Linked DNA regions of Mus musculus: all the other regions are linked to region 5. The links are chromatin loops, found by intact Hi-C in ENCODE. Cell type or tissue: gastrocnemius. All regions are shown on one strand. Region 1 has its middle 23 kb from the start of Gm41044. Region 2 has its middle 29 kb from the start of Gm41040. Region 3 has its middle 50 kb from the start of Gm36921. Region 4 has its middle 15 kb from the start of Gm36703. Region 5 has its middle 22 kb from the start of Gm41046. Region 6 overlaps Pik3r1 (phosphoinositide-3-kinase regulatory subunit 1).

The links. Hi-C counts contacts between places; a loop is a spot of excess contacts. Peaks named below come from ENCODE experiments on the same cell type or tissue, not always from the same donor. Only the 100,000 strongest peaks of a DNase experiment are listed, where the experiment ranks them.
Region 1: it touches region 5 in a loop (2.9-fold over the local background); 4 of 42 quality-filtered maps call a loop at or near these places.
Region 2: it touches region 5 in a loop (5-fold over the local background); 4 of 42 quality-filtered maps call a loop at or near these places.
Region 3: a loop joins it to region 5, with 4 times the contacts of the local background. A loop is called at or near these places in 2 of 42 quality-filtered maps.
Region 4: it touches region 5 in a loop (3-fold over the local background); 9 of 42 quality-filtered maps call a loop at or near these places.
Region 6: a loop joins it to region 5, with 7 times the contacts of the local background. A loop is called at or near these places in 35 of 42 quality-filtered maps.

What each region holds. Positions count from the first base shown.
Region 1 is chr13:101,989,181-101,994,180 of GRCm38, reverse strand. No RefSeq gene overlaps it. Among named protein-coding and RNA genes, the nearest start is that of Gm41044, 23 kb to the left of the region's middle. In gastrocnemius, no CTCF peak of the experiment used is centred here; a DNase peak (open chromatin) is centred at 2,193.
Region 2 is chr13:100,890,346-100,895,345 of GRCm38, reverse strand. No RefSeq gene overlaps it. Among named protein-coding and RNA genes, the nearest start is that of Gm41040, 29 kb to the right of the region's middle. In gastrocnemius, a CTCF peak has its summit at 3,005 (motif pointing left); a DNase peak (open chromatin) is centred at 3,003; H3K4me3 peaks cover 715 bases; H3K27ac peaks cover 488 bases.
Region 3 is chr13:102,399,759-102,404,758 of GRCm38, reverse strand. No RefSeq gene overlaps it. Among named protein-coding and RNA genes, the nearest start is that of Gm36921, 50 kb to the left of the region's middle. In gastrocnemius, no CTCF peak of the experiment used is centred here; no DNase peak of the experiment used is centred here; H3K27ac peaks cover 107 bases.
Region 4 is chr13:102,332,556-102,337,555 of GRCm38, reverse strand. No RefSeq gene overlaps it. Among named protein-coding and RNA genes, the nearest start is that of Gm36703, 15 kb to the left of the region's middle. In gastrocnemius, no CTCF peak of the experiment used is centred here; a DNase peak (open chromatin) is centred at 3,124; H3K4me3 peaks cover 442 bases; H3K27ac peaks cover 583 bases.
Region 5 is chr13:102,642,040-102,647,039 of GRCm38, reverse strand. No RefSeq gene overlaps it. Among named protein-coding and RNA genes, the nearest start is that of Gm41046, 22 kb to the left of the region's middle. In gastrocnemius, a CTCF peak has its summit at 1,989 (motif pointing right); DNase peaks (open chromatin) are centred at 328, 552, 1,632 and 2,005; H3K4me3 peaks cover 995 bases; H3K27ac peaks cover 2,962 bases.
Region 6 is chr13:101,716,846-101,721,845 of GRCm38, reverse strand. All of the region lies in intron 2 of Pik3r1 (phosphoinositide-3-kinase regulatory subunit 1), which reads left to right. Among named protein-coding and RNA genes, the nearest start is that of Pik3r1, 49 kb to the left of the region's middle. In gastrocnemius, a CTCF peak has its summit at 2,120 (motif pointing right); DNase peaks (open chromatin) are centred at 2,125 and 2,436; H3K4me3 peaks cover 807 bases; H3K27ac peaks cover 4,052 bases.

The DNA of each region.
Region 1 (5,000 bases), 650 kb after region 5:
GCTTGGGCTTTGTGCTGTTGCACACGAAGGATGCTGAGAAGGAGAGGGTAAGGATGGAAGCAGTGCACTTCATGGGAAGAGGAAGCTCTCAAAGAGTCATAGAAGAGTTGCAGTGTGTGTGTGTGTGTGTGTGTGTGTGTGTGTGTGTGTGTGTGTGTGTGTGTTTGTGTCTGATTGTATGTATGTATGTATGTATGTATGTATGTATGTATGTATATGTGCATTGTGTGTATAGAAAGAGTAGAAAAAAGGAGGGAAGGAAGGGAATCTGGGGCAAGCAGATGAAATAAGCCAGGTCTAGCTTTAGAATCCAATAAGAAGACCTAAAACACAAACTGAATGTGAGTGCTTCATGAGAACAGAGGAGAAATCACACAGAACATGTCGTGATATTCACCACACACAACTGAGCACCTCGTATATACCGCACTGGAGACAGACTAGGCAGATGAACAAGAACAATGCCCTATGATCATGGCTTCCCACTCTGTCACTCAATTCTTGATTCTAAAAACCAGGTATAGCAATAGAAAACAAAACCATGAGGAATGTTATCTGATCTTTATGGGAGATGATTGGACGACATGATGAGCACATGAGTAATTTCAAATAAAAAGATAGTTCTTGATCTATACTAAGGGATGCTCGTGTGACATCTGAATGACATTCACTGATACCAAGGATGGGTAATGGCTCCACCACACCTAAATAGGCTACCATCCTCAGCTCATGAAATTCATAGAGTAATTGCTGAAATTAATATTTCCTTCTCACTTTTTTCTATCTTTTCTTCCATTAAATATGCACAAAAGTAATGATCTAGAAGATAAAGTTCACTGTAGTGGTTTGAATATGAGTGGTCCCCCATAAGCTCATATATTGAAATCTTTGGTTCCCAGTTGGTGGAACTGCTTAGGAAGGATTAGGAAGTATGGTCTTGCTTGAAGAGGTTTCAAAAGCCTATGCCAGGCCAGTCTTCCACTCTCTACCTGCTGTTTGTGGATGAGGATGCGAGCTCTTAGCTACTGCTCCAGCACCATGCCTGCCTAGCAGCCTTGTTGCCAAGCTCTCTGCCATTGACGGTCAAGGATCTGCCCCTAGTTCTGTAAGCAAGCCCCCAGTTAAATGTTTTCTATGAATTGCCTCAGTTATTGTGTCTCTTCACACCAATAGGAAAGTATCTAAGACACCCATGTGCTCATATATTCCATTTTTATGTCAGCCTATTTCCTAATTCATTTATTTTTGACATGCACATTACAGAGTAGTCCACTATAAAATGTTCATGCATGAGTTTTTTTTTTTTGAAAAGGGATGCCCAAAATATTTTACAAATAAGGGCGTTACCTCAGAGTATTTGGATACACTCTTACTATGTAGTCAATAAGCATTCTTAGGGACAGCACCAAGGACTATGAAATTGATACTTCTTTCTTCCACATATAGTACACATGACTTTACTGTGGGAGTGACAATAGGCCAAGATAGTTCCCTTTTCTTGATGTCTCATCAGATGTGTAGAAGACCTGAGCCAGTGGACCACAAATCAGATATTTGCTCCCATTTCCAAAAGAAAGATCTTTCTAAAAACAAGCACTACCCTTGCCAATATATATAATGTTTTAAATCTAAGCATTCTTACTGAACAAATATATATGTGTGTGTGTGTGTGTGTGTGTGTGTGTGTGTATGTATATATATATATATATACACATATGTGTATATATATGTATATACACATATGTGTGTGGGAGAGAGAGAGAGAGAGATCTTTGGGGAAGTCCCTATATCATTTAGAATCTATTTTATTAGCATAAAAATGAGGGAGCTGAAAATCTCTGTGCCTCTGATCTTCTTCCTAGCCCTAATATTTTACAAGCTATGAAACTGTAAATTTCTCACACCAAACACTATATCCAATATATTATTTATATTATGTCTCTCATTATTACAGGAACATTTTATATGGCATGTCATTATGTAAGCCTTTATCACATTCATCAACATTTATTGAAGACCTCTGCTTGGTCAGATGTCACCACATGCTACCAGGAAGGAACGTGAAGAAGTCCACATTGTGCAGATTCCATTTGTGACTATGTGGCAATCTCAGATCACACACAGATTTTCAGTGTCTAACCATGCCTTGTCCTTCTGCCAGCCTGTCCACAGGAGTTGTCTTGCTCTCTGGTGGCTAGAAGCCTACTCAGTTGGCTGGAGGGAGATTTGTAGCACTCAAAGGCATGGGCATGAGGGAAGATTCCTTTTAGGAAAGTGATAGCACTGTGCACCATGGTGTTCAGGCTCTGACATGCCACAGATTAGCAGGCATGCCTCTGGAACAAGGCATGTGATGAGCCTTTGAGTCCATGTCCTAAATGGAGTCATATAGATGCACCTTTAGTTCCCTCCTCCATCTTTCATTGACCATTTGGCCCATGACATGAGAGTTAACTAAATTAACACACGTCAATTACTCAAAGAACATTTAGTACCTATGAGCATGACGTGTCTAAAATCTGTTGTTATCACTGGTGATATTTTTAGAGTTGTAAAGCCAAAGAGGTTCCCCCCTCCACAAATCTTCCAGTGGCAAATGCAACATTCAAAAATTGTTGACAAAAATTGAGCTACAAAGCAAACACTTGATTGCCCGATGCCTATGGCTTGTCCTGTTCACTTCTGAAAAGCCATATTACTTACTGCCAAGTATGCCACTGAGGTGATAAACTTAAGGTACAGGTGTCACATGGTATGACACAATTGGCACCACACATCGCAGCATGCCTCCTTCCTGCCAAAGGCCTCACGTAGATTTCCCATAGAATTGTAGAATGTTCTGGACTCAAAGTTCAATTACATGTGCAGACTTGAAAAAATTATCACGGAAACTTTTTCAGAATGTGCCTATATTATCTGTGACCTAGATACTCTCAGGAGTCAATAACTCATGTCGAAAACATTTTTCCTTTTTGCCTCTGTTTAGATTGAATCAAGTTTTAATTAAAGAAGTTAAGAATAGGGAGCTTGGGGCATGGCACATGCCTTTAATTTCGGCACTCAGGAGGCAGAGGCAGGTGGATCTCTGAGGCCAGCCTGATCTCCATAGTGAATTCCAAGATAACCAAGGCAATGTAGAGAGATCCTGTCTCCAATAAGAGGAAAAGAAAAGGAGAAGGAAGGAAGGAAGGAAGGAAGGGAGGGAGGGAGGGAGGGAGGGAGGGAGGGAGGGAGGGAGGGGGAAAAGTTAAGCATAGGCTAGTAAGATGGCTCAGTAGGTAAACATGCTTGCTATCAAGTCTGATGACCTGTGTTCGACTCCTAATACCCACAGGAGAGAACTAACTCCTGCAAGTTGTCCTCTGACCCCATAACATGGACCAGGTCATATGCATACACAACCCCCCCCCCTCCAATGAGTAAACAAGTGCAATAAAGTTATAAAAGAAATGTTCTGCTTTGTTTTAAGTTAAGGGAAATTATTGTATGCTTTGCATAGAAAAGTTATCTGTCATTCTTTGCTCACTGTTCCTCTGCCAACCTCATCTCATCAGAGATCATGTGATAAGAAAAATTGATCAATGGAGTAGTGTGGAACCTACATCATCACAGTGCTAGAACCATTTTGTGGAAGAAGGAATGAGTCCAAAGTTGTTTGATTTATGCAGACCATACATATCTGAGAAAAGTGATAGCCAGAGTAAGGGTTCAATGTTATCCCACCAAGCTTTTACTTGTGGGAAAAAAAGAGACAAAGATATTAATGGGGAATGAATCAAGAAACAAATCACAGCATTTCTACCACTCTCTAACAAAAGCTTCTGGGAGAAGTTTGGTGAACAAAATTTATAGAGGATACAGCAAATGACCAAACTATGTGGCATCTAGACCTAAGTAAGAATAAGGCTGCTTAGAGGCTCTCTGAGCTTCTAAGCCTTCTAAGCCTTGATGGCAACATACACAATTAAGTTCTTAAGACTTGGGCACTCTTACCATGTCTCAGAAGTACCTCAGATGGCACAGTCTGGCATGTTGATTAATATTACACCAATTTACTCAGGATCTACATATAACCCCAGAAGGGAAGAGCTGTGTTTGGGGTAGACACATTAAAATACATAAGCAGCCAAAGTCTGCGAGTCGGAGCAGCTTCAAAGACACCCAACACTAAGCACACCTCAAGAATAAATGGGTCAGGTGTGTGGATTTGTCCATTAGGATACCGACTAACTTTAAAATCTTACACAAATTACTTAGTTGTTGGGTTCTTCCTTGCTGTATAGACATCAGCCACTCAAGAAATGCAAAGAGAACCCTGCTGATGTGTGCACAGTAGTTACCACAGTACCTGGAGTCCATAAAGTTCCACTTTGACACGCTGAACTCCTTTGCATGAGACTTAACAGAGCTCAGCAGAGACTGGAGGAAGAGACTAGCAAAACCATAACCAGTGACCCTGCCCTTCTCCACAGCCATGAAATTAAAACACAGTGCTGTCACTGCCAGGTCCTTCCATGGCTCCAGGAACTTAGCCCTGCCTGAGGGATGCAAGGGAATGAAGTAAAGACAGAGACACAAGGAAATAGCTGAAGTCAGGCCTGGACTTCCTGACAAAGACAGCAGAGCCCTGCAAGCTGGTTGTCTTTGTTATATATAGTTGCATAGAGGCATAAGGTTATTGCATGCAGATAGACAAGGAGGTGAAGTTTATGGTACAGGGCTGCATCAGTGGGGCAGGTTTAGCTAATCACAGTAAAGGCAGTCTTTAGTCTGTAAAAATATCTGGAGAACGCTATAGTGAATATTCTCTGCACTTGGTGTCAGCATTTTCTCTCAGACCAAAAGCTTCATCACATCTCTGAGCCTAGGAATAGAGAAGGCTTTGACCCTTTCCTATGGGTCTGAGGTTTTGGAATTATTAACACGGCTGCACCCATGTCAACATTTGCTCAGGGCTTCACAAACCCAGGGCTTCCTCCTCAAGCTGAAATTACTGTGTA
Region 2 (5,000 bases), 1.8 Mb after region 5:
CATGTATCACCAGCTATTTTATTACATTCTTATTCTGAGCTGCCATGCAATGAATTTGACCACAGAAGTGCAACGGAATTGATACGTTGTCAGTTCTGAGCTTAGACTTTCAGAGACCTGGCCAAATTCTGAGTAAGGCACTGTGTAAAATCCTAATGGTCTTTCTAGAGAAAACCTGTAGAACGGTTCTGGAGAAAGAAAACAGGTCTGAAGTCTATATCCTGCTACATAAGACCCAGTCCCATGAGTGGACCCATTGTAGACCCTTCAGTACACACTAGACCACTAAGTCACTGTGGTTAAATTGCCCAGCTCAGCACTGGCTCAAATTTCTGACCCACAAACATATGGCACATACTTAAAAAGTAATGACACTGACAGTGTGTTTGGGGGTAGAATGCCACACGATGATTCATAGCCTACACACCACAGCATCAATATTAAACATACTGACACCTCCAGACCTCACTCAGACTTCAATCTAAATTACCTAACATTAATGAAACCACGGGCTTTTCCACCTATGCCCTCAAATAACAACTCAGAGGCCTCTTTATGTACTATGCATAGGGCTTAAGCTTGGGCTGTTCCCAGTCCAACTTATAACTTAATTAACCAGTGTAAACTATTGTATAGCTGCCATTCCTTCCAGTCCAGGTTGAATCTCCTGCTTCTAACTATCTCCCAGACTTTCCCCTCTCTCTGTCAAATGTCCCACCTTCTAATCCTGCTTCAGCTCATTGGCCATCAGCTCTTTATTGACAGGTGATGCCTCCACACAGTGCACGAGAGATTATCCCTAAAGAGTAACAATACAGCTACTCCAGTGACCAGCAGCCATGGTTCCTTCGAGGAAGGTAAAGTCCAAGTTAGGACAACAGAACTCCTCCAGCAGTTGCCTCCCAAGCTACCAGATAAAAGTCCCCACAAACAAAGCCAAGACCACTCCTTGCCTACAAAGTCTCGGGGTTCATGGCCTAGAGCTTGCTAGCCCACATGATGGTAATCCACCAAAGGGTCCTTTGGCTGGCCCCATTTGCTCCAACACTCTACCCATGTCCACCCAATACACCGTGTCCACTGATATGACGATCATCTCACAGGCTCTCACATAGTTGTCCTCAGGACGTAGGCTGACATCTAGACCCTCTAGCATAGCCCTTGCCTTCTGAGGCTGGGATTACAAGAAGACCCGAGTCTTGAAAAGAAAGATTCCTGGATTTAACTTCCCTCAACCCACAACGACTGGCAGTTCCCACCCACTGACGCCCACATGCCTGTTCTCGCTCACCCATAGGGTTGCCAAGGCCTGAAGAAGGCGGCACTGGCAGAAATCATAATTATGGATTTCATAGCATACTTCAGCTTCTTGAGAACACGTTCTCCCTTATCATATGCAAATCTATTGTTTGACTTTGAAACATCCCACTAACTCTCAAACACGCTGTTGGAAAGTCATCAGCCACAAAAAAAAAAAAAAAAAAAAAGTAAGAAAATCTCCCGTCTGAATTATACACGTGGCCTTGGGATTCAGGAAAGGATATCTTGGGGTTTTAGTAAGACTGGAAGATTCAAAACATATCATGAAGAGGGACAGTGAGGTCATCAAACACAGTTCAGTCAGCAAGGACCAGACTGTGACAAGACAAGCTTGGCAGAGAAGCTTGGAGCAGCAAAAAAAGGAGAGATGCAAAGATGGTCCCAACCATCCTGAGCTCTCTCTTCCACGAGAGGAAATTCGTAGACCTTCATCACTGTTGATCTAGACAAAAAGACAGAGTCGAGCTGACTGTGTGAATACTGTAACAGATGTGTGCTTCTGGACACTGTAGGGAAGGCAGGTGTTGTTTGGAGGGATGGCTTTCTCCTTGAAAGATAAAGAAACCAAAGGACTAAGCAATCATCTAAGACATTTTTATAACTTGTTACTACGAATCAAATATTTACAGACAAACTATTGCCATGGTATTCTTGGATCAGGTATATGCTGACCAAGCAAGGGCAGTGGAGAGGGAAGAGGAGAGGAGAGCCAAGCCACCCAGGTTATCTGTCTGGCTGCTTGCACTGGTCCAGTGTGTCTAAGAATCCCACAAACCTATCCATCCCCTCTGCTGTGTTCACCTGACCTTTCTTCTATTTCTTTTTCCCTTTCTCCATTACCCCAAGGAAATAATCTAACCACTCCAGCTTCCTTTGCATGCAAAATGTAACTGTTCCTTTTACTTCTTTCAGATAAAGGCAGGCTCTGGGAGGGAGAAGGAAAAAAAAAAAAAAAGAGCTCCCGGCTTCTTCAAATTAGCTCTGAAATAAAAGTCACTGCCAGATGTTATATAAAAGGTGACGTAATCCTAAACTACTTCATTACATATGCAGCTCGGCTCTCCAGCCCAGGGGGAGTTTATTACATTTTGTCGATTCCATTTTCTATACCCACATCATTTTTACATAATTTTTCCTGCCTGACAGGCAGCTTCACATTTTCACAGCAACCCATCAAGATAGCGTTACAAGAGCGCAGGGAACCAGGTTAGCAGTTTACAAATAACGGCGCTAACGAGTCAGATTTGTCCCCGAGATACAAATCAGGGGTAAATGGTCCATCCATGCGTGAGAGAAGCACATCTATTTTAGAATAATAGAGAGGAAACAGAGCACTTTTCAGCCGGCACTGTATTCTTTCAGAGCGTGTACTAAATCTATCGCAAAAGTAGGGAAATAGAGATGTGCCCATCTAAAGTTCTTCTTGCCTTTCCCTTCGATGTCCTAATAAATTCCTGGCTCGAAACGAAATAGATAGCCATAGAACATGCACTAAGATCAAAGTTACTGCCTTTTCATATTCGCACAAAATTTAGAAGAGGACACGCCATTTGTGCCAGTGAAATATCTAACTACTGAGATGCTTCAAGTGCAAACATTGCGAGACACTTCCTCCCACTCTCCAAGTGCTAAGAAGCATCCTTCGCCCCCTCCTTCCTCGGCTCTCGCGGCTGCACTGCCCTCTAATGGCGAATTGTGGCAGTGCAGGCTGAGCCCTCGCTCCTTGAGAACTAAGGATTGGAGAGGCATTTGCAGGAAGTTCTTAGTTCTGGTGAATTTACTAATTCCTCGAGGAATAAGAAGGTTCCTGGGACTCCCACTCCCAAGAGGTGGTGCTTACCTGAGCCAGCGAGGTAACTTAAGGGGTAAATACACTTGCCACCAAGGCTAGTGACGTGAGTTCCATCCCTTGGACTCACATAGTAAAAGGAGAAAATCAACTCCTACAAGTTGTCCTCTGACCCCCACATTTGGGCTGTGATGCATGCCCTTTACAGACTCACGATCGATAAATAAGATGTAATATGTTTTTCTAAAAGATTGATCTTTCCAAAGTTTCATCTCTCTAGGTTTCAGTTTTGAAGAAAAATTTGGTAAAATGAACCTTATTGTTTTTCCAGTTTGTGCAAACAAAATAATGGACACTTTTATCCTTTTATAAGAGTAGGATGTGAATGTGGCATAAGGGGAGATAGGAAAGTTGTAGGAACCGACTGTACTCAACCCTTCCTCAGGCCTAGGGAACAGAGAAATTAACAATCACCCCCCCCCCAAATAAAATGTGTCTAAGCTCAAACTTTGTCTCCAAAATCAACATATTCCTATTCCTATAAATGATTTCATATATCAATAATTCTTTTCTTTTTTTCTTTATTTTAGCTTTGTGTAACAATGTTTTTTTATTTTATATGTATGGATATTTTGCTTGCATGCATGTCTGTAGTGGCTATTCCTGGTTGTCAACTTGACTATATTTGGAATGAACTACAATCCAGAATTGGAAGGCTCACCAGTGACCCTTATCTGAAGGCTGGGAGATAGAAGTTTCTGGTCTGGATCTTGGTATGGAGATCTTGAGGCATAGTGGCTATGGATTCCAGAAGATTAAGACAGGGAGATCTCCGAGTTCAAGGTCTTCTGGGATTAAAGATGTGGTGGCACACACCTTTAATCTGAGCTACACCTTCTACTGGAGACCATATAAGGACATTGAAAGAAGGGAGTCTCACTCTCATTCTTTCGCCTGCTTGTCGTGTGGGACTGAGTAACTGCTAGATCCTTGCACTTCCATTCACAGCTACTACTGAACCATTGTTGGGAATCGGACTGCAGACTGTAAGTCATCAGTAAATTCCTTTACTATATAGAGACTCTCCATAAGCTCTGTGACTCTAGAGAACCCTGACTAGACAATGTCTGTGCACCATTTGTGTGCCTGGTGATAGCAGAGACCAGAAAAGGGTGTGGTATCTCCTAGAAGTGAAACTGTAAATGTTTGTGAACCACTATGTGGGTGCTGGGAATCAAACCTGAGTCCTCTAGAATAGCAACCAATGCGCTGAACGACTGAGCCATCATCTCTCCAGTCCCTTATTTTAGCATCTTAATTATATGTAAGGGGGGAGGTGTTTGTAAACATGGTTTCCTGAGGAGGCCAGAACACATTAGATCCTCGGGAGCTGGTGTTAGGTTGTGACCTACCTCACATAAGTTCAGGAACTTAACTCTGGTCCTCTGCAAGAGCAGTATGCACTCTTAACTGCTGAGCCATCTCTCAGTGAGTCCTGAGAATTCTTTTTAAAGCAGCTTTTCATCACAGGGAAGTTATTCATGCACACAGTACATAAGTCATTCCACAATCCTGTTCCCACACACACAGCCCTGGCGATCCCATCTCCTCCTTACCCTTGCAATTCTAAAATGTTTATGTCACTACTCCTGGAGTTCTCCGGTTCAGCATTACGTATTCTGCACCATGGAAGATGACTTCATGCGTGCACAGCCACCTGCACACACACAACCCCGCCACATACAGTCTTCCCAATGGATTGTAATTTTGCTAAGAGGGACCATCAATGTTTATAGGATGATGAATATTAAATTTTGACAGTTCTACCTTGTATTATGCCATGCTCACCTCCCACCCCCTTGCCTAGATAAACTGTTATTCTCCCCGGAAA
Region 3 (5,000 bases), 240 kb after region 5:
GAACGATTACTTTATTGGCCTCTCAAATAGGATGATGGGACACTTTTTTAAGTCCTTTTGATCTGTGGCAGGAGAAACATTGTTCCATTTGAAAGCACGGCTGTTATTAAGAATAATAGGACTGAAAGTGGCGCCCAGACCTGGGGCATCCCATCATGATACAATTTGACACTACATCAGCTCTGCAGCAGGTGCTCTGCTGAGTGAAGTTAAAGTAGGGCTTCTGCCCTGTGGCCCAGATCCATTTTACAGCCATTATTATGATTTTTTTTTTTCAGGGCTAAATGGCCAATTGTGCAGTTAGGTTCTTGCCAATGCATTTGTCTGCAGTTTCAGCATCCATTTTTGTAATGAGCGGTAAGTACAAAATTGAACAGGAAGAGGGAAAATAAATGAATCACAAAGCTGGTGAGGGGCCCTTGAAAGTTCCACCCAAGTGTAGGTAAATGCTATAGGTGACGTATTTATGATAGCAACGACAGGGTAAATGGATTGAATTGGTAGATAATTGGGAGAGTATGTGGGGAAACTGAATGACTATAATGGATAAACGCGGAGCACAAATGGAACAAGTTTCTGATGTCTAAATTGGGTACAGCCAAGGCCAATGCTGATGTCATGCCAACAGAGAGCACAATTTTCTGGGCCAGAATGTTTTAGTCTGTCACAAACATGTGGTTTGAAGCGTTTTAAATTTAGTGATGCCTTTTAGGCAGAAATGCTGTAATTAGTCAGAGGAACATGGTGCAGGTGGAGGTAATGTATCTCTGAGAGGGCCTAGGGACCATGAACAAACTTTGCTCATCCCGGGGAAGAGGATGTGTCAACACTTCCCTCTGTGGCATCTGTTTTTCAGCTATCCATCTCTGTGACAGAGTACTGGAGACTAACAGCCTACAAGGATGAAGTATCTCTTTTGGATCATGGTTTCATAGATATGTGCCCATGATTATTTGGGCCCGTGTTAAGGTAGAACATTGTGTTATAGGAACTTACTCACCTCTCAGTAGTGAGGAGACAAAGGATGGAGAAGAGGAAAGATGTCCTAATATCCCTGCTTCATCTGCCAATGTTATTTGTATGCGTGCTTTCTGGGCTGGCGGTTTGGTATTGGAAAGATTGTTTCTTCCACTCTCAGCATTCCTTAATTGCCTATGGTTCTTTGTCTATGGGTGAGGTTCTGTGCTCCACCCCCAATTCACCGTGGTATGTCTATTATTGTTGTCCTTGTTCAGTACGTGCTTTGACGGTCATGTTGCTGAGACTATAAGACTATGGACATGCTTTCTGGCATTACTAGAATACACATTCTCACAGCAAACTCCCTGATCTTCTGGATTTTATTGCCTTTGTGCCTCTTCACTTTTCTGCAATCTTTCCTGAGCCTTACTTAGGTTTTAGGGGTTAACAAAAGCCCAGCACCAGGGTACGAGAAGTCATTCTCTGTGTTGCTGTTCAGAATTGCCTGAGACTCCCAAAACATTACAGTCTATTGCTGTTGTCCTAGGTTGTCCTCAGAGATAGAAGGTTAAGTCTCTGCTGCTAAAGACACCATTAACATCACACATAGGATTCTGGAGCTCCCTGAGGTGAAAGTGAACTCTACAGACTTGTCCACATAACCACAGAGAAGTGTGACCCTTTTCCTGCACCAAGGGAGTATGCTCTTTGCAACAGATAGAGATCATTACAGAAAACCATCACTCAGTCATGAATCCTTTAAGTCACGAATCTTAAAGGAGAACCTACAACCTTTTTCTTTTTTTAAAAAAAATAACCCACCCAGTCCATTCTGTGTTACCCATGTACTTTTAGGGTGTGGGTCCATCCATTAGATCAGTGGTTCTTAACTTTCCTAATGCTGAGACCCTTTAATATAGCTCCTCATGTTGTGGTCATCCCCAACCATAAAATTATTTTCATTGGTACTTCATAACTGTTATTTTCTACTGTTGAGAACTGAAATGTAAATATCTTATATGCAGATGGTCTTGGGCATCCTCTGTGAAAGGGTTATTTGATGCCTCCCAAAAGAGTCACAACGCATAGGTTGAGAACTGCACTAGAGCATGGTTGAGATATCAGGGGCCAAACCCTTAAAGAACACTGATTGACCATCCCTCAAAAGCCCTCAACTGTCAATTGCTCCTCAGTGAGAGGTGAGAGCTCATTAATTGCTCTCACTCCATGGGAGGACATTGCCTGGCTTGATCTTGTACAATTCTTCTGGGAGATGTTTTTAAAATATCTTTTAAAAAATGAAACAAAGTGTGAGACACGGAGACTGGGATCATAACTAGCTCTCTTTCCTTCTTTACGGTCCATAAATAACTAATTAAGCACATTTCCCAATTATAGGCTGACAAATTAATGAAGACTTCATTGTATATTCCTTATGGGTTAGCACTATGGGACATTTCTCATTTTCCAAAGGTTATTTATCTCCAGTGAGGCTGACTTTTAGCTGAATGAATGTTCTGATTATTTTGATTTATGACTCTGAATTTAATACAATATATTTAGCAATAAAAACAATGAGGGAAATGACTTAATTAGATCTAAATCTGTAGATCCTTCATAAATGTCCATAATAAAAAACAAAAACAAAACTGATTAAAATCAGCCTGTAATTTTTATTCTTTATAATTTTCCAGGAAGTGGTAAGAAGTAGAATTACATATGTACTAAACCTGGGACGTTCTTCTGGAATTTGTTTTTAGATAATCCTTTGACAAGATTACCCATTACATATGGCATATATATGAAGTTCAAGATACCTGAAGTGAAGGGATTATTTATTTATTTACATCCCAAATGCTCAACTCCCTCCCAGTCACCCCCACCCCCCACGGAGACCCAAAGAAGTTAAACAAGAAATAAACCGCAAGTAAGAATGCTTGAATCTCATTTGGAAGGGGGGAATAAAATAGTCATAGGAAGCAGAGGAAGGGAGGGAACTAAGTGGGAGAAAGTGGGGGAGCAGAAGCAGGTATGGGGCCGGAGAGAGGGCTTGAGGGCCAGGAGAATGAATGGAAATCTGCAACTGCCAGGGGTCGGGTGGGGGTGAGGGTGGGGTGAATCTCCAGGAAGTCCCAGAGACCTGGTATGGGGGAGGCTCCTAGGAGTCAATGGGGGTGACCTGTTTGTCTTTTTTTTTTTTCCTGTAAATTTACACCACTTTGAAATCATAGTGATTCCCAAATCTTTTCTCTGGTTAATTTTTTTTTCTCTTTTTCATAAAAGTAGAATGAAGAATACAGGAAAAGCAAAACAACAACAACAAACCCCCAGTAACATAAGGACCAAAAGCCAGCTAGGCAAGTATGGGTGACATGCAGGCACTGGAACAGCCAGGGAAAGCAGGCTGGCGGTGCTGGATTGATCGATGTCCTTCATCATTGATCTGATAGAATACCTGACAAAGCCGCTTAAGGAGGGAACAGCTTGTTGGCTCCTGGTTTAAGGCTATACAGTTCATCAGTGATTGATGTCATGGCAACAGGAGCGTGGGGATGCTGGTCACATCCCACCCACTCAGGGAGCAAAGGGTTGGTGCTCAGCTCACTTTCTCTTTTCTATTTACTCTGGGCCTCCAGCCTGTGGTACAGGACAGCTCACAGTTTTAGAGGGTCTTCCCAGTTTAATGGAACTAATCTAGAAAATAAGAGATTTGCATGGTGAGTTATAAGTCCCATTACATAGACTCGATTACCTATCACTCTACACACATGTGCTAACACACACACACACACACACACAATGAAGACTAGAGAATGAGGAGAGTTTGTCTTTTTTTTTTTTTCTATTAACTTACACCACTTTACAGTCATGGTAATCCTCCAAATTCTTATTTAGAGCTATAATATTATCATGGCCCATGAAATGTTTTCCTTTTTCCTCTAATCTGTTGATAAAGGCAGGGTAATCATTTTATTTTTCTTTTCTCCTGTGTTGATTATACAGCTACTGGTCCAAGAATCCATACATAAAAATGAAACAAGCTAGTGATGTAGCTTTGTGTGTATGTTTGTGTGTGTATGTCATGGTATGTGTGATAAGGCATATATGTGCGAGTCAGAAGACAGCCTGTAGAGTTGCTTCCACTATGTGGCTCCCTAAGATCCCACAGAAGTTCTCAGGCTAGACATCTAGCTTGCTGAGCCATCCATCTATCTTGCTCCCCCCCCCACCCCCAGTACAGTTTTAAATAATATATTTTCTCTAATTCAGCACCACTCACAACCACTAATCTCCACTGATATAATTTTTGCCTTTCTGAGTATATTGCAGAAACAGCACCTAACAAGATAAGTAACTTTGATACTGGTTTCTTATAGGTAGTACAATGTGCTTAGAATCGGCCAATTTTGTTTTCTGCATTGGCAGCTCATCCCTTTTCATTTTGGATAGCACTCCATAAAGGAAAAAGTTCTGTGGAAGGCATTCAGGTTGCTTCCGAATGACACATAATAATTTGTGGCTATTACAAGCAGGTGTGTTACCGACACTCACGTATAAGCATTTGTGGAAATACTATTTTCATTTTTTCTAAGATCTATACCCAGAAATGAGATTTTAGTGCTATGTAATGATTCTATATTTAACTATTTTTTTCAGAGCGAGCATTTAAATATGCATAAGCAAGATCTCAAATTTCCAGTTGTCCTACATCCTTGTCAGCACTTGGTATTGGATCTTTTCTTTTAGCCATTTTAATAAGTGTGTAGTGGCAACTTATGGGGGTTTTAATGTTGTTGATCCAGTTAAGTGATTGTTTACCACTGAGCATATAAGTTTTTCATTATTTATTTGTACTTTGACAAGTGGTTGTTAGTGTACTCATGGGATGCAATGGAGTATTATGTTGTAGAATGATTAATTCATGCTAATTAATCTATCACCCACTATACTTATCCTTGGTATGTAGTGAAAACCTTTGAACCTGACAACTTTGAGGCACCAACTTTTCAGTCATTGTTATTTACTGTGGCCATTCATGC
Region 4 (5,000 bases), 310 kb after region 5:
TCATGATAAAAGTCTTGTAGAGAGCAGGGATACAAAGGGCATATCTAAACAAAATAAAGGCAATATACAGCAAGCCAATAGGCAACATCAAATTAAATGGAGAGAAACTTAAGGTATTCCCACTTAAATTAGGGACAAGACAAGGATTTTTCCGGTCTCCCCATGTGTCTTTAATATAGTACTTGAAGTTCTAGCTAGAGCAATAAGACAACTAAAGGAGATCAATGGGATAAAAATTGGAAAGGAAGAAGTCAAAGTATCATTATTCACAAATCATATAATAGTATACATAAGTGACCCCCAAAATTCTACCAGAGAACTACTGCAGCTGACAAACACCTTCAGCAAAGTGGCTGTATACAAAATTAACTCAAAGAAATCAGTAGCCTTCTTCTGCAAAAGTGATAAATGGGTTGAGAAAGAAGTTAGAAAGACAGTACCCTTCTAAATGTCCACTAATAATATAATATCTTGATGTAACTCTACCCAAGCAAGTGAAAAGCCTGTATGACAACAACTTCAAGTCCCTGAAGAAAGAAATAAAGAAATATATAAGAAGATTGAAAATTTCCCCATGCTCAGAGATCAGTAGGATGGACATACTGAAAATGTCAATCTTACCAAAAGCAATCTACAAATTCAATGTAATCCCCATCAAAATTCCAATGCAATTCTTCACAGATCTTGAATTCTTAACCTCATATGGAAAAACAGAAAACCCAGGATAGCTAAAAATGATCCCGAACAATAAAAGAACTTTTGGAGGTACCACTATCCCTGACTTCAAGTTGTACTACAGAGCAATAATAATAAAAAACTCTATGTTATTTGTATAGAAACAGACAGGTGGATCAATGGAACAGAATCAAAGACCCAGAAACAAACCCACACACCTATGGACACTTGTTTTTTGACACAGAAGCCAAAACTATACAAGGGAAAAGGGAAAGCATCTTCAATAAATGGTGCTGTACTAACTAGGTGTCTGTATGTAGAAGAATGCAAATAGATCCTTATCTATCACACTTTATAAAACTCAAGTCCAAATGGATCAAAGACCTCAATGTAAAATCAGACACATTTAACCTAGTAAAACAGAAAGTGGGGAGTAGCCTTGAACTGGTCAGTACAGGAGACAATCTCCTGAACAGACCACCAATGGCTCGGGCACTAAGGTCAAGAATTGATAAATGGGACCTCATGAAACTGAAAAGCTTCTGTAAGTCAAAGGATACTATCAATAGGACAAATCGGTAGCCACCAGATTGGGAAAAGATATTCACTAGCCCTACATCTGACAGAGAGCTAATAGCCAAAATATGTAAAGAACTCAAGAAATTAAACATCAACAACCCAAATAACTCAATTAAAAAAAATGGGGTATAGAGCTAAATAGAGAATTCTCAACAGAGGAATCTCGAATGGCCAATGAACACCTAAAGGAATGTTCAACAGTTAGTCATCAGGGAAATGCAAATCAAAATGATTCTGAGATTTATACCCATCTCAATGGCTAAGATTAAAAAAAACCAAAGGACAGCACATGCTGGCGAGGTTGTGGAGCAAGGGGAAACACTCCTCATTTCTGGTGGGAGTGCAAACTTGTACAACCACTCTGGAGATCGATTTGGTAGTTTCTCAGAAAACTGGGAATAATTATACCCCAAGACCCAGCTATGCCACTCCTAGGCATATACCCAAGAGCACTTGCTCAACTATGTTCACAGCAGCTTTATTCATAATAGCCAGAAACTGGAAACTCAGCCACTAAAAACAAGGATATCTATCATGAGCTGCACAGTCAAATGGATGGAACTAGAAATTATCATCCTGAGCGAAGTAACCCAGAACCAAAAGGACATGCATGGTATGTCCTCACTTATATGTAGGTATTAGCCATAAAATACAAGATAACTATACTATAGTCAACAGACCCAAAGAAGTCAAATAACAAGGAGGACCCAAGGGAGAATGGCTGAATCTTTCTCAGACAGGGAAACAAAATGGATATTGGAGGTCAATGGAAGGAGGGAACTGTGTGGGAGAGGGGATGGGAAGAGGAGCAGAGGGAGGAGGTGGGATCAGAGGTAGAGAAAGCAGGGTAGAGAAGGGAAATGGGTGGGGTGGGAGGGGGCTCCACCCAGCAGCCGACAGAAAGAGATGCAGAGACTCACTCCCAAATATTAGATGGAGCTTGGGAGTCTTATGGAAGAGTTGGGAGGAAGATTGAAGGACCAGAGTAGGATAGAGGTTCCACAGGAAGACAAACAGAGACAACTGTCCTGGACCCTTATGGGCTACCGGAGAGTGATTTACTAACTAAAGAGCAAGCACAGGTTGGACCTGGGCCCCTGAACATATGTAGCAGATGAGCAGCTGGGTCTTCATGTGGGTTCTCCAAGCAACTGGAGCAAGGGCTGAACCTCTTGCCTTGTCTGGCCTAGTCCTCCAGGGAGTTGATGAGCAAAGGTCTGGGGGCAGGCAGTTAACACCCAGAGGGGGATTTTCCAGTCTCAAAAGAGAAGGTAGAATGGGTGGAGGACTTCCGTGAGGAGTACTAGGAGGAGAAGGAGGGATGATATTGGGTTGTAAAGTGAATAAATAAATTTAATAATGCTTAGGATTGTTATCTAAGGCAAACTCTAAACTGTCCCATCTGAGACTTCCATTTTCCGTTTCTTTCATTTCTTTTGGAATCTAACAGGCACTCGGCCTCAAGGTTGTCATGGGGATTTTTCTTTCTTTCTTTCTTTCTTTTTTTTTTAACTAGAAAAGTATTTCTTTTTGAGCACTGCTTGTCCTTCTGGCTACCTAGTTTAGCTCCTTCATCTTGGCTGGCTATTTGCAGTTTGATTTTTCACAGGGGTTTCCTTGTGCATACAGAAGCTGCTAGACTACTTGGGTATACATTATAACAGTGAGGGGAAAAAGTAAAAGAGTTTAATAAGCAGAGGTATTAACGGCTTTCAAATGAGTTGGCAATATATCCTCTCTCCCCTTCCTCCATCGCCACACCAAGAGGCACCTGCAAACAACAACAGTGATGACGGATGATCTGGAAGTGCCTTGCAGGGCCCATCCATCACACGCAAACTCAGGTCCGTGCCGCTTGGCTTGTGCTAAATGTGGCCTCGGAGACTAGAGTTTGGCTGCGCTCCAAGGCCCCTCTCTGGCTTCTGTCTTGCTGTTTTTATATATGATCTGCAGGTGTTACTGATATAATTTGTCCAAGAATTATGTCTGATGTCATGCTTACGAGTCTAGATTTTCGGGGGGTCAGTATGGTAGTATAGGAGAAGCCCCACCCCCACCCCGAAACGCACTCCCTGGTGATTGCATAATTAACAGCCTAGAAATAGCTTCGCGTGCCTGTTGCTGAGATGTGAACATATGGTTATCACTAATTTGGAATCGCCTTTGAGAACTAATTCAATTTGGAATAAGAGATCTAACCAGCATTTAGCATCAAACATATGATTATAATTTTAGAATTATGGAGAGAAGACTCAATCTCTTGGGCATTTTAGAGAGAAGACATCTTTTCAAAGGGTGGGGGAAGGGCTGGATGCTGGATGCTGGACAAGCAGATGCCACAGGTTGAAATGAAGACTTTTATTTGTTTATTATTTATATTAATTAATTAAGTAATTACCATAGAGCCAGTCTGTAGCTAAGAATCCTGCCTGCTGGGATGACAGGAACACACCCTCATGTGTACCTCCTGATGAACTTTAGTCACAGTCAGTGAAAGTGTTCCCTGTGGCTAATGCATTGATTTGTATAACCGTGCATTTAGGGCCTTTCTGTTTTTTCCCCCTTCTCTGTAAAATACTAGTTGGTTGCTTGGCTGAATCAAGCTGCACCAGTAAGGAAGGATGTTTTCTGAAATACATTGTTTCCATGGTCATATTTCTCAAAGATAAAATAGGTTCTTTTGTCACATATGACTACAAAATTGCTTCATTTGGGAATTTCACTGCATTAGACTTAGAATATGGAAAAAGTCAGAGAAAATTAAATAAAGTAATACCACACCATTTAAGTCCATGTGTAACATTTTGTGTATATGTATGTATACAATGTGTGAGTGTGTATGTGTGTGCGTGTTTGTGTGTGTGATTTCCTTATAGCTAAATGAATACAGGAGGAGAAAAGGCTTTGAGATTTATGAAGTTGACAGGGGATTCTTGTCTCTTCCAAAGAGCCACGAAGAGCCTGTGAAGAATGCAACCAAGCTGAGTTAAATGAAAAAGGAGCCAGGGCATTAGACTGGATGTGTCCACTTCTGTCACTAAAATAATTCATTTTCATTTTCACCGCTCTTGTTCTCAATGTGAAGGAGAAAAACCCCACACCTTTTTAAAAAATATTTTTATTAGGTATTTTCCTCATTTACATTTCCAATGCTATCCCAAAATTCCCCCATACCCTGCCCCCCACTCCACTACCCACCCACTCCCCCTTTTTGGCCCTGGCGTTCCCCTGTACTGGGGCATATAAAGTTTGCAAGTCCAATGGGCCTCTTTTTCCAGTGTTGGCCGACTAGGCCATCTTTTGATACATATGCAGCTAGAGACAAGAGCTCCGAGGTACTGGTTAGTTCATATTGTTGTTCCACCTATAGGGTTGCAGTTCCCTTTAGCTCCTTGGGTACTTTCTCTAGCTCCTCCATTGGAGGCCCTGTGATCTATCCAATAGCTGACTGTGAGCATCCACATATGTGTTTGCTAGGCCCCAGCATAGTCTCACAAGAGACAGCTATATAAGGGTCCTTTCAGCAAAATCTTGCTAGTGTATGCAATGGTGTCAGCGTTTGGATGCTGATTATGGGATGGATCCCTGGACAGATGTTATACAGACACTAAGAGAACACAAAAAACAGCCCCACACCTTTTAATAATGCTTTTAGTATGTTTCAATAAAAAAGTTCGGATGTCTCCAGTTGCAATGATAACAATGGAGTCAATATGTAAAATGTACAACACACATTCTCCATGATA
Region 5 (5,000 bases):
AGTGAGCAATCCGGGCTGGGCAGACATGGGAGCTCTGGTGCAGCTCCTCACCTCTGCCATGGAGGGGAGTTGGTGTACAGGGGACTAATGTGAACGAGCGGGGATATGCTTCTGAAAAGACGCGGTCATAAACACAGGAGAGGGCCTGGCTTTGGCCAGTGGGTCACCCTTTGTTGGTCCAAGTTTCATAGTAACATACAGCAAGTTCTGCTTGGTGATCATCAACGAGGCCTTTGAATCTTAGAGAATTAAAGTCCCCATCCAGCCTGATGCTGAGAGCTACTATGACATGGTGGTCCCCGCAGGACCGGGCTTCCTTCCAGGTCTGCCTATGCACAGACTCTGAGCCAGCATCCAGGAGAGTGGGCAGGCCCTCTCTAGTTTCCAGAAGGAATCGACAATTCTCTTCCTGTGCAGATAAAGGAACAATTATACCACTGGGGACTTACTGGAAAGTGAAGCGGGCTCACCAGGAAGCAGCAGGAATTTGCTTCTCAGTCATTTTCTCCACAGTCTGGCCCCGAGTCTGCCAGACTGAGAAAGGTCAGCTGGGATCACTGGCAGACTTGGAAAACTTCCAGAACCTTCACTTGTGGGATGACACATGGGGGTTTGTCAATTTCCGTGGCCCACTTGGGACTTCCTGTGGCCCATCCAGTTACCTCATCCTCTCCAGGTTCAAACACATAAGAGTTTTATCCTCAGCCGCTCTGTCAGGGCGACACTGTTGTGACACTGTCTACAAATGCGACTTTCGAGTCCTTGACCCCTATGCCTTCTTTGCGGATTTCTTGTTGACGTTTGAGAAAGTCAGAAGCCATTGTCTTTCACAGAGGTCAAATCTAGGAGCTGAGGCGAAACCCGATGTCTATGCCAACGGGGCTGGATGTTTATCCTTGAGCTTATGTGCACGCATGCATGCACAAAGTTATGTGTGAATCTCAGCTCGCCCTTTAAATTAGGTCACCTTTTCCAAGGCCTCCACTCAGGGAAGGTCCTTGAGCAGCCTTGGTGCTCTTAAGTAGCCCAGGGACCGGGTCCTTTCTTGTTAATGTCACCCCCAGGTATCCTCTCCTCTTTTGTTTCTACCATGCAAATTTACCTCCCGGCCTGTTTCAAATTTCTGAGAGTCAACGACTTACAAAGGTGGATGGAGCCTTCAGTGGATTTAGTTATCTAAATCTTAAAAACTCTATTCCATGATTACCTACCTCAAAGCTTGACAGTCCACACCTGTCATTGGACCGGAGTTTCTTCGAGTGTAATGAAGCCTTCAGAATTGAAGTGGTTTTGGGAGACATGGGGGGAAGAGTTCTATTATTTTTACAGAGTGGCACTCTTCTCCCTGGAGATAAGAAGGCTGGGTCTGGTGTGAGGCTGGAAAAAAAAAGCAAAACAAAAAACAAAAAAACAAAAAACAAAACAAAACAAAACAAAAAAAAGAGAAGGGAAGGAAAGAATATTTGATTATTTCTTCATAAACCACCAATTCCTTTAGCACCTGGCTGTGGCTCCTGCTGCCGTGTGGAGAATATCAATGGCTTTAATATTCCCATCGTTGTGCCTTGGAATCAGTTGCCTGTCCTGCTGAGCTCTCTGAATTTCAGACCAGCGCCAGCCCTGAAAACCACGGCAGATGTAAGGGAAGTTTAGCCAGAATGCTCTCAGTTAAAGCCCGCCTCAACATTTCTCCTGTGCCCATGGGGTTTTAGCACACCCCTCTCCGCAGTCCCTTGATTGAGGGGCATATCCCTAAGTGTGCAGGTACTACATTAGGACATTTTCATAAAAATTTTTAATGGTCTATTTTGTTTGAATTGGGTCATTATTCTCAGTAGCATCACTGGCAAAGAACAACTCTTGAATATTAACTAGAAGGAAAGAGAAAACAATAACAAAGGCGAAACAAAAATCTCCAACAAGCCGAGTCCGGGAAAGGAAGCTGAGGTTAGGCTGGGTGTATAAATTTCATATGGCTCATGACCACAAGGTGGCGCTATGAAAACACCTCATTTCCAAACCCCGAAAAAGATACAAATAAGGAAAACACAATGAAAGAGCCTTTCGTGCAGAAAATAGTCTGTGTCAAGAGCGAGCCAGCAAAACGCATGCACCAGCAACGCCTGTGTAGTCTGCTGTATGCATGTGGATCCCGCCTGTAACCATTTTAAGGAGCAATGTTATAGGGAGTGGAAATTGGTATTTTTGCGGGGGAGGGTAGACATTTTATAATTGATACTTTTATAATTCAAACAGGAGCTTCAACATGTGTTAAATTTTTTACATTGATTATTAAATGCATTTCATCTCCCTGGCATCTTTGAAAGTGTGACATTTTAGACATCAGAATGATAGGCTAGGCTTTCTACCCCTCAACCCACTTCTATTCTACGTTGAGAGCTTGCACAGTGGGGGACATTTATTTAAAAACAATTAGTGCCCCATTAAGGGAAACATGAAGCCTGCGGGTCACAGATGTTCTCGGCTGCTTTGGGAAATTGTCATGTAGGAAGTTGGTAAATTAATACTCTGTGGAAAATAGTTCTGTCCTTTAGACATGTCGTCTGTTATGTGACTCCCTGATGTCAGTGCCACGTTATTTCCAGTGACTAGAGTCGTGGCAGAGTGTTCTGTATGTGCATAAGGCGTCCATTTGCCGACAGTGAGATGAAAAGCTGGTATTTCACAAGTTTGTACACGGAAGATGGGATGTTGCTATAATGGCTCGGACAATCTGGTTCCTGAAGGCAGGAGTGGAAAGTCGTCCAGGGGAACAAGCAGAGAAGCCCAGGGATTCGCATTGCTGAACTCAGAGCAGCCCTCTAGATCAGGAGATATGAGAGCATTTCCATTCCTACCATGAGGTCCCAAGAACTAACTCCCCTACGAGTGCCACACTACACGGCAGGAAATGGCATGGGGCCTTGTAGTTATTCTCTAGGGAAAAATTCAGGGATGTTAGAGGGAAATGTCTACACATCACAATTTGAATTTAGATAAAAATCTAATAAAACATTATGAATTACTTTAACAAAGAAAAGGAAAGAGACAATATAGAGAGCAGTGTGTGTATGTGTGTGTGTGTGTGTGTGGCTGGAAGTATTTTGTTGTTATTATGTGACAGAATCTCACTCTGTTGCCCCATCTGGTCTTGAGTTCATGGGTCCTTAAGATTCAGCAAACAAAGTCTCCGGGACTCCAGCCCAGCACTGCTGTATCTGACTGTGAGCTGGGTTTGAACCCGGGGCCTCCAGTGTGCCAAGCCTATACTTTACCATTGAGTTATACCCTGAGGGTGTGTGTATTTCTTTTCTCCTTCTTTTATATAATCTCATCACTTTGTCAGTCAAGCTGTCATATTTTCCCATCATCCACAGAGCAGGTGGCCAGGGGAAGGTCCCTGGTTTTCCCTCTAGCTGGGGAAAACCATACAGGTCGCTGATGAAAATTATGGCTGGGTTGATTCTTGGCTGACTCAATTACAGAGGCATTGCTCCAGCTGTAAATACAACTCATGATATAAAAATTATCCAGTCCCTACTTGGGGAAAAAAAGATGCTAATTAAAATATGAACCTCTAAGGAATGTTCCTTATTTAGATAACCAGTGTGTTAACTAAATTTGAGCCTGCAGCAATATAAACAGCTATTTCTGCTACTACTGCTATGAATTGTTTTGAAGTAGTCAACAGAACTGTATATTATTATTATACGAATCATATGTCTATTAGCTTGTAGAAAAGGTATATGGAAGGAAAGGTGTGTGTGTGTGTGTGTGTGTGTGTGTGTGAGAGAGAGAGAGAGAGAGAGAGAGAGAGAGAGAGAGAGAGAGAGGGAGAGAGAGAGAGAGAGAACTGTAAAGAAAGTAAAGTTTGCAATATACCCTGTCATACATTGGGCCAAGATAGCAGCTATTTCTGATACATATACACATTGTTCTTTTTATATGCCAATTCTCACAGTACATTGGGGATCCAAGCAACTTGTTTGGACAATTCATCACATTATCTTTAAAAAAATTCAGATAATTTGATGGTGTTTTAAAAAAATTAAGATACCATATATCCTATGGTAATTAGAATTAAAAATTATAGGATAGTTGAGAAGGGGAAGTATCCTAGATTCTGGAGCAAACCATCACAAAAGAACCAAATTCCTAACTTGATTTGAAAAAAATGCAAATAATCTGGTTCCCTCACGAGGAATTTTGAATCACTTGGAGGTTGGTTAATATAGAATTAGTGAAGTCAGGCATGATCCCAACTCTCATGAGGCTGAAACAGGAAGATTGCTGTGAGTTCAGGGCCAGCTTGGGCTATAGAGTAGGGCCTAGTCTTAAAGACAAGCAGCAAAATCCTGAAAATTCAAACCCTCAAAAAAGCCCCAAAAGTAGGAAGGCAACCAAGAACATTTAAAGAATTAATTATACTCATGGTTCTATGTAGCCCAGGTTGGCCCCAAACTTCTGGTCCTACTGCCTCAGAGTCCTTGGTGCTTGTATTACAGATGTGCACTACCACGTTCAATTTTGACACAATCAGGAGACCTGGGTTTACGTTGAAGCTTCCAGCTGTGTTCGATCAATGGTTCTTGACCACTGATAGCCCGGGCATTTATTTCTTTGTTCTGATGTTTGTTAATTCTGCCTTTTAAAGGGGCCATGAATACTGAATGTGGAGAACTCACTTAGAGGACTTGGATCTATAGTGAGCCTCAAGGCTCCTCCTCTGCTTTAGAAACACAAGGGTGTTCTTTACAGCCTGGCCTATTTGTGGTGTTTGCGTTATCTTTGATGTGCTAGCGGCTTGTTCCGAAGATGCCACTGACTTTGGCTTCTTTGGCTAATGATTTGATGCAGTTGAGACTTGGGGGTGGCTTGCTTGGGTGCTCAGCTCCAGGAGACCATGGGAGGCATAGACAGGTACCTGCTTGATTCTCTGAAGCCACAGACATTCCTCAGTGGTATATACAGCATGCTACAAATACATACAACATATTTTC
Region 6 (5,000 bases), 930 kb after region 5:
TGAAGTACTTACTTAGTACATGGGGAGTCCCTTGAATTGAATGCTGGTTCTGGCTGGTTTGGTTGTGTGAGACTGAACAAATTCTTTATCTGGGTCTCCGGTCTGCCCACCTCCTCATAAAGATGGGATGATGGCAGAGCCCTCCTCACGGTGTTGTGGACAATTGTATTTGGAAATTTCAGTACACCCACTCAAGTCCAGAATGTAGCACATATTAAATCATCATCATGTTGGCCACGACGATGACGACGATGACGACGACAGTCTTTGTACCCACAGTTCAGATGCTCTGGCCTTAGTGCATTGTCTCTGATCTTGTGTGGAACGGGATTATTTTCCCATAACCACATTTTAAAAAACATAGTTTTCTGAAGAATGAAATGACTGAATGGTAACACACACACACACATACACACACACACACACACACACACACACCCCAGAATAACCTGTGGTGGGAGCAGAGTGGGCTCCTCAGACTAAGCCACCTGTCCCTGTCCTGTCATTGACTGACTGTAGTAGTTCACAGGCAGATTTGTTCCCCCACCCTTTTCTCAGAGTCCTATAGTGCTGTGCATGCATTGCTCAGAATTCCAAAACCATCAAAGGAGGTTACTTTGACAGATGACTCAGAAGTAGGGAAGAGTGAGGACTGGAAAGAGAAGCCCTCCTAGAGCCTTAACCTCTTTGCGGGGGGGGGGGGGGGGGGGGAGGGGGGGAGGGTAAGCACTCACACCAGCCTCCCAGTCTATCCCAAAGGAGACAAGGAGGCTGCTGTGTCGGCTCCCGGAAGTGGCCTCAATGTGTAGCGGCCTGAATGTGTACCATAGTTTCCACTATCCCCTTTCCTCCCTCACTAACTGGCTTCATGCTATTCGCAGTTCCACGGTCTTCCTTCCCCACCAGATCTGAACACACAGAGGCTCCTGCAGCCATGATCTCTGATTTGTAGCTGCCCCAGGCTTTGAGATTCACGTTAAGGCCACATGGCCCGTTGTCTTCTGCGAGGTCCATGTTCAGAGGTCACCGGAGCTCTTCAGTCTTTTTTATTCTAGCAGAGTGAAAATGAATACTTAATTTGCAAAGCCTGCTTTAAGCCCCACACCTTAGGTTCAGAAGGATAGGTCATTGTAACCAGACGATGTGTCAGTGACTCCTACCACCCTCTCACTTTCTAATGTTTTGCACACACATTTGAAGGAACCTGTGCTTGCTGATGCCAGCCATCCCTAACACGTGATTGACAGGGTTTCGGTAGCATGGCAGCAGAGAACACTTTTTGGATATTTTCTTTAGTTACATTTCAAATGTTTTCCCCTTTCCAGGTCTCCCCTTTGGAAACCCCCCTATCCCATTCCCCCTTCTCCTGTCTCTATGAGGGTGCGCCCCCCCCAACTCTCGACCTCCCGCCCTGGCTTCCCTTACACTGGGGCATTGAACACCCTCAGGCCCAAGGGCTGCTCCTCCCACTGATGTCCAACAAGGCCATCCTCTGCCACATATGCAGCCAGAGCTATGGGTCCCTCCATGTGTATTCTTTGGTAGTTGGTCCAGTCACCAGGAGCTCCGGGGTGACTGGCCTGTTGACACTGTTGCTCCCTATACGGGGCGGCAAACCCCCTCAGCTCCTTCAGTCCCTTCTCCAACTCCTCCATCAGGGAGGGGACCCCCCACGCTCAGTCCAATCAACCATTGGCTGCTAAATCCACCTGAAAGGTGTAAATTTAATACTTTCCTATTTAGCTATGTTTCCAACTCCCCCCTAGAGTTTAAGAACTAGAAGCAGTTTAATATGGCTGGTCTTATTAATCCTATTAATCTTTGACAATTTCTCTCAGCTGCACCGCGAGGATCCCGAGATACTGGATATTTAGTTCAAAGTTCCCTGACTCTCACTGCCCATAGAGAAACCAGGAACAGCTCAAGCATGTTCCTCCTCTTTTGGATCCCCCTCCCCCCCTTTTCTTTTCTAGATATAGTGACAGTTGTGCCTAGAAGAGGATCTAGTCATACAAAACATAAAACTCACAGAGAGGCCACGGCTGGCTTTTAACCCCTCTCTGGTTTTCCTAAGTGGCTTCAATGAGCATGTCTTTACAAGGCTGTTGCAAAAGCGACCAGCAGGCGGAGCCCTAACGCAGTCTTACAATGATTTCTTTTCACTTCTCCCCTTGAACGAAGTTGCCCAAGCGCTATTGGAGCCAATTGAAAACATCTGTTGTTTTATTTATAGCTACAATTTCTAAGAAGCATATTCTATAGCGGTTGAAAAAGGAGTTGACAGCTCATAATTCATAAAGTTACTGGGGCTAATCTGATAGAACAAAATGTACAAAACTCCTTCCCATGGTGCAGGCGCTATCACTTCCTGTTCAACCCTACAAAGAAGTAGTGGCTAAGCGGGGCGGAAGGGGAACACAGAAAGGGTCCTCTGTGAGATGCTAATGGCAGAAGAGAGCACCCCACAGCGAGGGCAGTGCCTTCCCCTCTGCCAGGCTGAGTCACTGGTTCTTTTTCATTAACAACATCCCAGGTATTTCCATTTATAGAAAATCAGCATTTTCCCACCAATCCCACTTTGCAGCCAGGAAGTTTCAGCTGCGTCCTGTCTGCAGGAGTAGGAGCTAAGGTGTTGATTAAAAAGCCTGACTGGTTGCCACCCAGATGGGCGGCAGGCTTATTTTACAACTTTTCATTCAGCAGGTTGCTCCTTTATATTGAGTTGCCTACTTCACGCTCCCCCCCCCGCCCCCCAGACCTTTAAGCAATTATTACGACACAAGCACTCCTCAAATGTCATCTCCCTGTTTGTTAGCTTATTCTGAGAATCTTTGGCGGAACAAGGTCAGATGCAATCAATATATACTTAATATTTTGCGACAGTTCTATCTACAGTGCTTCCTGGTATTGCAGTTAAGGGAAAAAAAAAGTTAGCCTGACATAAATGAGTTGCCATAGCTTAGTACTAGTTCCAACTGGCGGTGCTTGTAAGAGACTGTACTGAGACAGTCCATCTTGCTTCAGTGGGCCCATTTAACGTTCTTAAAGCCAAGGTCACTTCTTTAGTGAAGAGGTGGGTAAGTTTGTGTTCATTTATTTGATGAATGTGGTGTCTTTTGATAGAGGAAAATGTGTTCGCCCACCAGAATTAATTGCCCGCGCGGAACAGTAGTAGTAAAGACATATTGCTTGACTTCTTTCAAACCATGACCCTTCACACCATTAAGGCTGTGTTTACCTTTATCTCAAGATCATTTGCCTTTATTCTGTGGAATAAAGCTTTCTGCCTGTGTCTTTTTTTTTTTTAATTAAGGGGTTTTGTTAATGAATAACTCTGACTGTTACAACCTCAGTTTCTCATGTATTTCTCGAATTTTATTGTGAATTTTCCATTCAGTATTTTTGAGTCATTCATCTTTCTTGCCCATCCCATATGCAATCCATCTTTCTCTTCTTCTTCTTCTTCCTCTGATATTCTAGTCTCCATATATTTTGTTGTGGTTATTTATTTTTACACGTATGGGTGTTTTGTGTGGGTGCCGTGTGCATGTCCTGCCTTCAGAAGCCACAAGTCGTCACTGGATCTCCTGGGACTGGAGTTAGCCATTGTGAACTGCTGTGCGGGCACTGACAATCGATCCTGAGTCCTTTGGAAGGGCAGCTAATGCTCATACCCACCAGTGCCCAGGTCTTTACTGGACCTTTCTTCCACCTGATGACTCACAGTGAGCCCTTCATAGTTTGCCAAATATGATAAGTTGGCCAGTTATTTTTAGCTGAATAAACCCAGTGACATTCCTGAGGAAGAATGTGCTTAGTTTAGCCTTATGAGAAAAATATTTAATAAATGCTGTCCCAAAAATATTTAGCCTGGCAGGGGCTCAGGCCTGATAAAGGAGAAGTGATGGTAAGATGCTGACCCACCAATCCCAGCCCGACTTGAACAAACATGCTTCTTGTCACCAAGGCCCGTACGTGTTGCCAGGATCGTTTATATCCATCTTATTCAAAGCTTTTTGCAGCCTCTGTTCTTGGCTGGGTAACCTCCAGCGCGCACCAAGTGGGCCTCCCAAGAAAGCAAACTGGATCCATTCAGATTAGTTTGCCACTTAACTGCTGTACTAACTTTGGGCAAATCACGTCGTTATTTTAAATCTTCCTTTTCCTCATCTGTAAAATGGGGATAATTATACGGCCTCCCAAGCTCTTAGGGGTTTGAGAGTGAAAGACAAGGGGCTTCTCACCTCTAGTCATGGTAACTGGGCTCCACTGCATCTCCAATGCCCCATTTCCACAGTCTCTCCAAACCACACATCCAAACCAAGGAGTCTTGCCCTTAGCCAGAACTTCGGGACCTCAGTCAAGTTGTGACTCTCGAGATGCACCAAACAACAAGGGTCTCTGCCCCCAATATCTGTTGATATGACATTAGGTAGGATATCCAACTTAATCACTGAGACAGGGAGACCTTCTACTTAGTTCCATCTGCTGCGTAACACAAGGTGTTTTGCGGAGTTTCACTGTAAAACCAGCCTTTGAAACCAAGCACAGCTAGGGAACAGCTATCAGTATTCTGGCTCCTGGCGTCCTTTTCTCTTTATAGCTGGAGGAACACTCATCCTCAATTCTTGCTCCTTGAAAGTTGTGGTCTGAGATCTCGAAGCATGGGTATCAATCACTTGCTCAGCTGGAATTATTGATAAGTACCTGAAACCTTATACAGCAACCCTCTTTCTTCATCACTGTCAGAAACATTCTTACCCATAGAGGTGTTTTCTAAATACTTAAAAGAGTTTGCTACTGACTTTCTAGACAAAGGAAGTTTTTTGTTTTGTTTTGTTTTGCTTTGTTTTCACTTTAGGTGTGGATCTTGATACATGAGCTCAGGTTACCATAAAACCTTAGTAAACTCTGGTAATTTGGTAAAGACCTGGTAAGGAAGCCTTATGCCTCCTTCCACAGATCCTCCTCTGGAAAGTGTGAGACCACTGCTCTCATTA